Regions from separate parts of the Homo sapiens genome. Here region 1 is linked to region 2. Evidence: chromatin contacts called from ENCODE Hi-C or POLR2A ChIA-PET data. All regions are on one chromosome and are shown on one strand. Each heading gives the region's core, a stretch centred on a gene start or an enhancer-like site at or near the end of the contact. The rest is flanking DNA. Distances are from core to core; before and after follow the strand shown.

What was found. A loop is a pair of places that touch in the nucleus more often than their neighbours do. ChIA-PET counts read pairs that join two places held with the same protein, here RNA polymerase II (POLR2A). Pooled maps may share reads with other maps.
Region 1: a pooled map shows a loop between it and region 2 (3-fold over the local background). The contact joins the enhancer-like site here to the promoter of PATL1-DT in region 2. A Hi-C loop is called at or near these places in 1 of 50 pooled maps. POLR2A ChIA-PET finds 5 or more read pairs at or near these places in 3 of 52 experiments (OCI-LY7, activated B cell and activated CD4-positive, alpha-beta T cell).

The regions. Positions count from the first base shown.
Region 1 is chr11:60,478,278-60,484,014 of GRCh38, forward strand. No RefSeq gene overlaps it. Among named protein-coding and RNA genes, the nearest start is that of MS4A12, 12 kb to the right of the region's middle. Within about 2 kb of position 4,259, at least 3 of the 41 ENCODE cell types and tissues checked have a DNase peak (open chromatin) inside an H3K27ac peak, as active enhancers do; they include OCI-LY7, where a contact is called at or near this core.
Region 2 is chr11:59,667,460-59,673,632 of GRCh38, forward strand. PATL1-DT (PATL1 divergent transcript) reads left to right here and starts at 1,851. Exons shown (of 4, transcript NR_187296.1): 1 at 1,851-2,083; 2 at 6,117-6,173. PATL1 (PAT1 homolog 1, processing body mRNA decay factor) reads right to left here and starts at 1,578. Exons shown (of 19, transcript NM_152716.3): 1 at 1,422-1,578. The coding sequence starts at 1,436. RefSeq lists a silencer at 1,308-1,657 and enhancers at 1,617-1,911, 1,838-2,127.

The DNA.
Region 1 (5,737 bases), core at 3,009-5,508, 810 kb after region 2:
CAAGCCTGCATGTCCGGGTATTTGCAAATTATTTCATAATGATCTCCTATCTGCAATGTAAAACTATAGAGCTGGTCCAGTCTGAGCCCGCGGTCTAATTCCCATGCACCTCCTTTTTAGCTTCCTGTCTCTCTCCCTTCACATCCTCCCCCATCATCCACACTCACAGCTGAGAGATGTATTTGATTTATTCCTTTTTCACTCTTTTTATCTAATGAAGTTCCTCATGTACTTTAAGTTTTGTCTACTCTAAAATGTCTCTAAAATCCAACTCTCCTCTTCTTTCTAGTCTTCACTTTAGGCCTAGTTTCTCATTTGCTCCTGCTGTTTCACTTATTTTATAAACGATTAATTGGAATTGTTACATCCCTACTTAGACATCTTGAATGATTCTCCAGTGCTTACCAATTAAAGTCCAGATGCCATGGACATATAAGATCCTGCATAGTATTGTTTTAACTTTTCTCTACTGCCTTCTCATTACACCCTAATTTAGCCACAGTCCAGCCTGGTTATTCAATTATTGCTCCTGAACACAAATAGAATGTTTCTGTTTTCCTCCTGTTTAGATATTGTTCCCCTACGTGGAATAGTCTTCTCTTTTTTCTCTCTTACTAAGTTCTACCTATTCTCTAAGATTCATCTCAAATCCTTCCTATTCCATGAGGTTTTCTTCTAATACTCCAATTTTATTGAGCTCCCACCTGTGCTATATTATTGAGCAATTATTTTCTCCTATGCACCAGGACATTATACCATTATTTAGCTCTTCTGGGCTGACTTATATCACTGGTTATCTTGTAAAATTATTTGTATTGAGATTTGTTTCACACACCATAAAATTTACTCTTTTAATTTTTTAAGGAGGTTTTTGAAGAAGCTCCCATACTGTTTTCCATGGTGGCTGTACCCATTTACATTCCCACCAACAGTGAGCAAGTGTTTCCTGCTCTCCACATCCCCTCCAGCATTTAGTTTCTTTCTTTGATAACAGCTATTTTAACTGGGGTGAGATGATATCTCATTGCAGTTTTGATTTGCATTTCTCTCATGACTAGTGATGTTGAACATTTTTTCATATACCTGTTGCCATTTGTATGCCTTCTTTTGAGAAATGTCTATTTTGCCCATTTTAAATCAGATTTTTTTTGTATTGAGTTGTTTGAGTTCCGTATACATTTCTGTTAATTAATCCTCTGTCAGTTGAATGGTTTGCAAATACTTTCTCCCATGCTGTAGGTCTCTTTATTTTATTTTATTTTATTGATTATTTTCTTTGTTGTCAAAAGCTTTAATCCAGCAATCTGACTGCTAGGTATATATCCAAAAGAAAGGAAATCAGAGTATTGAAAAGAGACCTGCACTGTCATGTTTATTGCAGCACTATTCACAGTAACCAAGATATAGTATCAACTCAAGTGTCCATGAACAGATGGATGGATAAAGAAAATGGGATATATATAATATATATAGGAATATTATTCCACCATAAAAATTAATGAAATCATGCCATTTGCTACAATATGGATGGAACTGGAGGACATTATGGTAAACGGAATAAGCCATACATAGAAAGACAAATGTCACATGTTCTCACCAATATGAGGGTGCTAAAAAAATGATCTCATGGAGATAGTGAATAGAATGGTGGTTAACAGAGCCTGGGAAGGGTAGTGAGGAGGGAGGGATAAAGAGGAGCTGGTCAGTGGGTACAAAAATATAGTTATATAGAAGAAATAAGTGCTAGTGTTCAATAGGGTGACTAGAGCTAATAATTTACTGTATATTACAAAATAGCTGGAAGAGTAGATTTGGAACATTCCCAAAATAAAGAAATTATAAATATTTAAGATGATGGATATCCTAATTACCCAGATTTAATCATTACACATTGTATGCTTGTACTAAAATATCACATATATGCCATAAACATGTACAACTATTAGGTATTCATAAAATTTGAAAAATTACCCCTTTGTTTTTAAATATATTAGGAAGTTGTACAACCATCACCACTATATAATTCTAGAATATTTTCACCACCCCTAAATGAAACCTAGACTCATTAGCAGTCACTCCCCGTTTTCTCCTTCCCCCAGTCTCTGGCAACCACTAATCTACTTTCCATTTCTATGAATTTGTCTATTCTGGACATTTCATATGAATGGAGTAACGCACATATATGGCCTTTTCTATCTGGATTTTTGCACTTAACATGATGTTTTCAAGGTTCATCCATTTCGTGGCATGTACTTCATTCTTTCTGATGAATGAATAATGTTTCAGTGTATGCATATACCACATTTTCTGTATCCATTCATCAGTTAATAGACATTTGAGTTGTTCCCACTGTTTGGTTATTATGGCTATGAACATTTGTATATAAGTTTCTGTGCGAGCATATATTTTCAGTTCTCTTGGGTATATACCTAGTAGTCGACTTGCTAGGTCATATGGTAACTTTATATTTAGCTTTTTGAGGAATTGCAAAACAACTTTTCAAAGCAACCACACCATTTTACGTCCCCACCAGCAAATTATGAGGGCTGTAATTCTCTAAATCCTCACCAACACTTGTTACTTTCTTTTTGATGATAGCCGTCTTTGTGAATGTGAAGCAGTATCTCATTGTGGTGATCTGCATTTCGCTAGAGTCTAATGATATTGAATATCTTTTCAGATGCCTGTCATGCACATACTGATTGGCCATATGTGTATTTTCTTTGGAGAAATATATATGCAAATCCTTTGCCAAATTTTAATTGGATTATCTTCTGATTGTTGAGGTGTAAGCTTTCTTTCTGTATTCTAAATACTAAACCCTTATCAGATATATGATTTGCAAATATTTCTCCCCTTCTGTGGATTGTATTTGCATTTTATTTATAGTATCCTTTGATGCACAAAAGTTTCAAACTGAAGAAATGAATTAAAAGAATCCTTTTGAGGAGATAATTTAATAAACAAGGCAGTTGGTGACAGAAGAGATCCAATGAATTAAAGAGGGTATGACTAAAATCTTAGAGAAATTGGAGAGGCAATATTTAACAACATTCTATAGCATTATCTAGGAAGAAGGCACTTTGCATAATAGGCGAAAATGAGAGTTGCTCCTTTTGTTGTTCATGTATGACTATTCGATAAGCAAGGAATGTGTGTGTCTATGTGCAAAGCAATACAGGGAATTAATCATTGAAGTCTACATTTTAACCAGCAAGAAATAAAGGAGGACAAAGTAAGGAGACAGAGATGGTGAGAAAGAGCAATGCTCTACTATAACTAAGACTCCTCCTTATGAGGCATCTTAATTTAGAACTATGCCTATGCTTTAGAGGACTGAAACAGGAGGAACTTGACTTAAATTATTAAGAGAATTACATTGGTTTAAAATAAGGAGAAGGAAAACTAATTTTCTTTTAAATGTACACCATGGGACAGGGATTAGGGTAGAAGCATTACATCCAGTAAATCATTTATTCCTCACCTCAACCCAACGAAGGTGGGTATAATCCTATTTTACAGAGGAAGAAATAGAGTTTAAAGAAACATCACTTCCCAAGGTCACACAATAGAGGAACTGGAATTCAAACTTCAGCCTAATTATAAAATATTCATTATTTCTCCTACTGTCTTAGGACTAAAAAGGAAAATCTCTCTATCTTCCATCTAAAGACATAACATATTACATTAACTCTTTACTTTTTTCCACTGTTTAACATCTTTGAGATCTTACAGTATCATAGGTTAAGTGGCTGAATTTTCTTTCTTGGTGTTGCATAAAATAATGGCACATCTTAACAACAATTATGTGATAGATTCAATGAACTACTCAGATATATGACTGACTTTTGATGGAAATTCTGGCAGAGATATTTAAAGAATAATATTAATAAAATAGTTTAGATTTGAATATTCACTCTCAGATGGAAAGCAGAGGCCTGGAATAGAACATCTCTAAGAGGCAGCATCTTTGTTTAGCTCTACGTTCTTCACACTTAGATGATGGTGCTTCATTCTGAAATATTCTACCTTCCAACACTTGGCAAACATCGTTTTTTACAGATCTTTCACTTTGCTTTTCTGAAAAACAAAAACATTTTATGACAGTACCCACCAACAGGACCTTTCATTAATAATGCAAAAGCTAAGGTGTGTTTGGAGGTATCCAGTAAAATCATAGAAGGATCAGGGAGGAGCAAACTTGGCCCCCAAGAGGCTAGGCCCAGACTGTACCTCCTTCACGTTTTACTCCAGAAAGCAGAAACTCATGACAGGAAGAGGAAGTGAACAGGGTGTGCATCTGATGATAGAGATCAGGGCTGGCCAGTCCTGCGTTCCCCAAACACCCTCCCCTCTGTTCCCTAATATGAGGATGGAGGAACTCCATTTCTTCACCCTATCCTCTCAACTCCAGGGGATACTATAAAAGGTGACCATTAAATAAGGGACCAGGACTCTCACCCTTTCCAATGCATGGGAATTTCCAGATCTGAGGAAGAGTCTATGAGTGAGTATGACAAGAACACAATTAGCCCCCGTATTGGACAAAATTAAATTATCATGCTGCTACTTTTAAACCAAAGATTGCTTCTTAGCCCCAGAGACCCCACAGACCCTCCCAACTCAGAGAAAGACTTGCTCAAAGGCAGGTTCAAGGATGACCTCTTCTGCAAAGCCTTTCCTCACCAACCACTGTAAATTCTTCTCTCATGGCCTGAGTGGATTTCATAATAACTGTGTATTTCACTGGGTCTGACTCTTGTCATTAGGATATAAGCTTCTTGAAGGTAATAACCATTTTTTACTCACCTCAGCATCCCCAGTCCCTGCTCATTCAATTTTCTTTGAATAACTATGTTAGACTTTGTTCTTTAAGAACTTAGTGAAATCATCAACACAATTTCCATTAGCAGCACTACCTCTGTAAAGCACTCAAGTTAGAACAAAAGTAAATATGTGCCTTATCTTCTACACAACTTTACTTTCCTTCAAATGATAAGTATGTGTGGTGATGGATGTGTTAATTAGCTGGATTTAATCATTCCACAAGGTGTACATATATCAAAACAGCATGTTGTACACCATAAATATATACAATTTTTCATTTGGCAGTATTCCAGAAATCAGCTCTAAGCACTTCAGCTTTTATCCTGTTGGCTCGGATGTTTTGAGAAGGAGGAGGTAGTGCAATTCACTATTTTTAGTTAATTCTCTTTTCTATATTTTGCTAATACCTTGTCCCCAAAAGCCAACAGGTGAGCCCCATTTCTGTATTCCACACAAAAGGCAACTCTCCTTCTCCAAACAGCTACCTGCACCAAGTGTACCTGTGACGATTCTGTCCTCTCCTCCAGGATCCTTCACTTGCCTCTGGTCCCCACATTTACTTTAACCTAAGTCTTGATGATTCTTTCTCCATATTGCAACAAAACAATGACATGTTTTGGAGTCCTCCCTACGTATCAAACATTAATAAAAGTATTCCGTACACATATCTCACTTCAGCTTCATAATAACCCTTTGGCATAGATACTGTTATTTCTCAAATTCAAAGACAAGTTGACTAAAGCACAGAGAGGTTAACTAATTTGCCCGAGATCACAAACAGGAAGAGAGAGAACAGGCATCTGTTCTGTATTAGATCCTATCATATTCTTAACCTCCATGGGTTTTACCTTCCCCGTTTGTCTTTTTAGACCTATCTTTAATCCTTACTACCTTGGCAACTTCAACATAG
Region 2 (6,173 bases), core at 601-3,100:
CCTAAACTCTAGTGATGAAACAGAAAATTAGGTCTTCAACCACAATAAAATGAACTCTGGAAAAGCTGTGGTATGACAAGTTCAAGTTCTGGCTCCATTCCTACAATCAGTGTGAACATGGGCAACTCAGAAAATTTCTAATTAATTCATCAAATACCTTTTAAGGACCTATTGCGTCTAAGGTTCTGTGCTAGGCTGTAAGGCTCAATGTCTTACATTGTAATGCAGGGACAATACCAACTATGGCAGAGAGTTGTGATGATCAAAGTGGGCAAAGATTACAGATTATCGAACAAAGGCTAGAGGCCACCACATCCTAGGTGTGTTCTATTTTCCCCCTTTACTTCAATCTTACTCAACTGATTTATTCTCCAAGTTTTCCTTTTGGTTTGGTCTTAGATCATTCCTATCAAGTATACCTGTCCTCAATTTTCAAAAATTCAGAATCAGAATTCCATATTCTATCAGTAGGTACGTTTGTGATACACCTTGCCTGGCTACCTCTTAGCTACCCTGTTTACAATGGAAAGATTAGGTCAAAGGGCGTTCTTCTTACCCCAGAGCCCTTCCAAACTCATGCCAATAGGCATGCCACTGCCTCCTTATCAGAGGCAACTTCCAGCAGTACTCCCTTCCAAATCACAAATATCTACTTTACCAAATCGCTGCTTTTTTAAATTAAAAATTCTTAAGGATCATTTACATCAGTTCTTTCATGCTACAAATTCAGAAAGTTTACGTCCAGAGATTAGGAGTCACTCAAGGTCACACAGTGAGTTGGTGACAGGGTCAGTACTGTCTGCTGCTATTGCTACATTCCCGGCACCTTCTCCAAACCCGCGTCTCCCAGCACTAGCCCAGAAGGAACTTCTGCAGGACACGCCCCCCTCCCAACTCGGAGCCCTCTTTAGTAAACGGGCTGGGGCCCTAATCCAACGGCAAGCCCAGGCCCCCTTCACCTGAAGGTAGCCTGTGTGAATGGGATGTGTGTCAGTGTAATTCGAGTGGAGGTGGGTGGGGGGTGGTTCCGGGTCCAGGGCGGGAAACGCGGCTCTGGGAATTCCCGGGTGACACCTACTTAAGAAAAGCACCCGGGGAGATGCAGTGCTCTACCCTCCGTGGCTCCTCTAGGGGTGGGGGCGGGGGTGTGGTCTGGTTACAGCACTTAACGGGCCCTCCCCACCCCAAAACGGAGGCCAACTTTCCCCAGCGGCAACTAATGGGACTGTCTCGACCCATGAAGCCAGCTCCCAGCCCTAGGATTAGACCCGCGACCCCAGACCAGTCGCGTCCAGCTAAGTCCTGCGACTCCCCCAGCCCGCCCCCTGCCCCGCAGGAACACAGGACCGGCGCGCGGAGAGAGAGTGAGGGAGAGGGGCGCGGGAGGGAGGGAGGGGTCACTTCCGGTCGCAACAGCTCACCTCGTAGCGGAACATTCTTGGGGAGGGGGGCAGGGAGCGGGGAGGGGAGAGGGGGAGGGAGGGAAGAAGCGCTGACTCCCCGGCTCCTCCGCGCGCGGGTCCTCCACCGGCTCGCGACCCCTGGCCGCCGCCGTACGCCGGAGCGTGCGTGGGGACGTGCGCAGGCGCGCCTCAGGCAGGGCGGCCACCCCGCTCGGCGCCCGGCGGCGGCGGCTGCGCAGGGACAGATTTGGCGTCCCGCTTCCTAGTCTCAGCGGCGGGAAGGAGGTCCCGTGGCGAGAGACTGCGCACGCGCTGCCCGTCTTCGGCTGCCTGGTGATCTGGGCTTGTAGCTCCGCCCCCTCTTTCTCCGCGCCCTCTAGGCGCTCGGCTTGGAGCTCAGGGGCCGGTCACGAGTTCTCCGTCACCCGTGGGGCGGAGAAAACCCTTGTGATTGTCACAGGATATAGCTTTGAAGAATCCTGCGCTTAGCCTGGGCTGGGAAAGATGAGATTCCCGGGCAGTTTTTCCAACGTCCGACTCACTCCTCAGGCTGCTCGGGGGTCTCCCCGTTGCAATCTGCGCCTTGCGCAGGGAAAAAAGAATGGAAAGTTGCTGGTCTTCGAAAGGGGCGGACTTCGTCGCCACTTTCAGCGGCTCGTCGCCTGCTGAATCCACAGCAGGTCAGGGCTGTGATTTATGTGGCTCAAAGTGATGACGGCGCCCGTTTTTTTTTTTTTTTTTTTTGAAATGCTGAAGACAGGTTCCGGGAGGTTTAACTAGGGTGGTATTTTTAAGCGCCAGGCTCATTAGGCGCGAGGAGCTGCAGAGCCTCGAAGGGCCGCACGGCCGTGGGCCGCTGGCCACGCAGCAGCAGGGTCTTCGGGCCGTGGTGCGCCGCTGGGTGACTCCACTTCCTTAGAGGATCGAACCCACAGAGGAATGTGTCCAGCTTAGAAGCTTCGGCCCCCTGGTTCCAGAATTCTGTTGGGTGGTTTGTTACCTCTAGCACGCTCCATGCCCTTCTTGCCCCTTTCCTTTCAGACAAAACTTGCAGCACAAAGAATGAATTCTTTTGGGTTTCGCAATCCGTTTCTTCCCTGGGCGTCTTAAAATGCAGCCTCGTCTCGGAATGGCATACAGTAAATCCCCTAAATGTTAGTGTGTCTGGATCAGTTTGAGTATCGGAAACGCTGAATTTGTGAAGAAAAGTTCTGGGTGGGAGCTTGTGCTTTGCCACTGGCTAGGAAACTTTGGGCAACTTACCTAAACCTCTCTGAGCCTTAGTTTCTTGTAAAATGGGTATAATTACACCTGCCTCATGATGGTAACACTACTAACGATTGAAGGCTGCCTGGGACTCTGCTAGGCGCTTTATAAAATGGATTATCTCATTGAATCCTTCCTTATGTGCCCCCCATGAGGTAGGTACTGTTATTTTCTCAGTTTACAGTTGAGGAACCTGAGGATTAGCGACATTGTTTGCCTCCAACCACCCAATGGCAAGTGGTAAAGCTAGCAGCTGAGATTTGTCTGATTATTAAAAACCGAGTGTCTTAATCACTGTGCCAGAATAACAAAAGCAAATGTTGACATGGGCCAGGCCTGAACTTTAAAGAAGTGGAGCGTCGGGACAAGATGATTTATTGGTTTTCAAGCATGCATGGAACATTATAAAACATCAAATACTAAGTAACAGGCCAGGCGCGGTGGCTCACGCCTGTAATCCCAGCACTTTGGGAGGCCGAGGTGGGCGGATCACAAGGTCAAGGAGATCTAGACCATCCTGGCTAACAGAGTGACACCCCGTCTCTACTAAAAATACAAAAAATTAGCCGGGCGTGGTGGCGGGCGCCTGTAGTCCCAGCTACTCGAGGGGCTGAGGCAGGAGAATTGCGTGAACCCGGGAGGCGGAGCTTGCAGTGAGCCGAGATCGCACCACTGCACTCTAGCCTGGGTGACAGAGCAAAGACTACGTCTCACAAAAAACAAACAAACAAACAAAAAAAACTAAGTAGCAGTACATCTTAATAATTACCAAAGAATTGGTGCCATGTAGATCAAGGGTTAGCAGACTATGGCCCACAGTCCAATCTGGCCAGCCACCCGTTTTTGTAAAGCAAGCTTTATTGGAATACAGCCAACCTTATTTATTTACATATTGTCTTTGATTGCTTTAATGTTATAAAGTCAGAGTTGAGTGGTTACAATGGATACAGTGTGGCCTGTAAAGTGTAACATATTTACTATTTGGCGCTTTACAGAGTTTGCTGATCCCTGATCTTGCAGATCATGTTTTCTGATCATTATGTAAGATATCAATAGTAAAAACAGATTAGGAAAAAAGTCTTAAGTTTTCAGAAATTAAAAAAGAAAAAAAAAAGTCCTGGCGCGGTGCCTCACGCCTGTAATCCCAGCACTTTGGGAGCCCGAGGCGGGCAGATCACGAGGTCAGGAGATGGAGACCATCCTGGCTAACATGGCGAAACCCTGTCTCTACTAAAAATACTAAAAATACAAAAAAATTAGCCGGGCGTGGTGGCGGGCGCCTGTAGTCCCAGCTACTCGGGAGGCTGAGGCAGGAGAATGGGGTGAACCCAGGAGGCAGAGCTTGAGGTGAGCCGAGTTCGCGCCACTGCACTCTAGCCTGGGTGACAGAGCGAGACTCTGTCTCAAAAAACAACAACAACAACAACAACAACAACAACAAAAACCAAAAAACCCCTCCAATTCAATGACTAAATAATGGAAAGCAGAAAATAGTTACAACTGATGTGGTGGGTGGATTGCATGAGCTCAGGAGTTGGAGACCAGCCTACGCAACATGGCGAAACCGCGACTCTACAAAAAGCACAAAAATTAGCTGGGTTAGTTGTTTTATTAGCTGCTCTGCATTATTTCTGGTCGTGGTGGTGTGCACCTGTGCCTGTAGTCCCAGCAGCTACTCGGGAGACTGAGGACGAAAATAGGGAAGCCTGAATATAAATTAGCTATAAAATAAACCCAAAGAAAGTACAAGGAAAGAAATGCTGTAGAGCAGGAATTAAAGGAGCAGAAAACAAAGTGTCATAGACAGGATCAACAAAATTTCCCATTTCCTCTTATACAACACCTGTCTGTGAGGGAGATTGAAAGTCCCTTTAAAAGAATAATGTATTTTTAGGCGGGTGCTGGTGGTTCACGCCTGTAATCCTAGCACTTTGGGAGGCCGAGGCGGGCGGATCACGAGGTCAGGAGATCGAGACCATCCTGGTTAACACGGTGGAACCCCGTCTCTACTAAAAGTACAAAAATTAGCCAGGCATGGTGGCACCCACCTGTAGTCCCAGCTACTCGGGAGGCTGAGGCAGGAGAATTGCTTGAACCTGGGAGGTGGAGGTTGTGGTGAGCTGAGATCACACCACTGCACTCCAGCCTGGGCAACAGAGGGAGACTCCATCTCAAAAAAAACTATATATATATATATATATATATATATATATATATATATATATATGGTTTTTTTTGTATATATATATATATATATATATATATATATAGTTTTTTTTGAGCTGCTAATAGGCCCATTATTAAGATGGAAAAGGTACAAGTTCTTTTCACAAGTGATTCTTTAGACATAAAGTATGATGTTTCTGGGAACTGTCCCTTGAGTGGGTGGGAGAAGGGAGGTGTCTCCTGCATGCCAAGTACATGGGAAAGGTTATTGACAGCTGAGGAAGGCCATCAATTAGAGAAAGCCACCACACCAGCTTTCTTTGGCATTATCTATGCTTTCTGGAGGCTCTGTAAGCCATTATAGTATTTACAGAGTATACATGTTTCTTTTTTACTTTTTTTTTTTTTTTTTTTTAAACCTGACAAGTTACTTGGGCTAGAGTGCGGTTGCATGATCACAGCTCACTGAGCTTCGACCTCCTGGTCTCATGCGATCCTCTTGTCTCAGCCTCCCAAAGTGCTGGGCTTACAGGCGTGAGCCACCACACCTGGCCTGTTTCTTTTCTAAATGTAAAAAAACATGACGTACAATTTACTTTCTTGTGAGACTGGTTTCAGATATTTTCATCAAGTAACTTACATCTCTAAAACACTGATTCCAAACTTTAACATGCATTTAGAATTGCCAAGATGGCTTGTTGAAACATAGACTACTGGGCCCCATCCCCAGAGTTTCACATTCAGTAGGAGGGAAGTCAGGCCTGAGAATTTGCATTTGTAACAAGTTGCCAGATTATTCCGACGCTACTAGTTCTGTGACTACACTTTGAAACCCCACATTGTCCATTAGTACTTGCAGGGTTATAGAGGGAGAAAAGAGTAGGGTGCTGCACCCAGGGTCATTTCTCATGTAGTGAAAAAAGTTATGACAAACCTCCCAGAAAGTAATGGGACCCCTTAGTGCAACAAATCTTAGGGGAAAAGAATTACCCATATAATAAAAATAACTGTTACAAGGCAAAATTTGTGATGGACTAAACATGGCCACAAATTCTTTGACAGTTCTCCCATTTAATAATTAACTGATTAGTTTTTATTATTTACTTTTCAGAGATGGGGTCTCACTCTGTTGCCCAGGCTGTAGTGCAATGGTGTGATTATAGTTCACAGCAGCCTCAAACCCCTGGGTTCGAGTGATTTTCCTGCCTCATCCTTCTGAATAGCTGGGGCTACAGGCACACACCACTATACCCAGCTTATTTATTTTTTATTTTTATAAAGACAGGGTCTCACTATGTTGCCCAGGCTGGTCTCAAACTCCTGGCCTCAGCCTCCTGC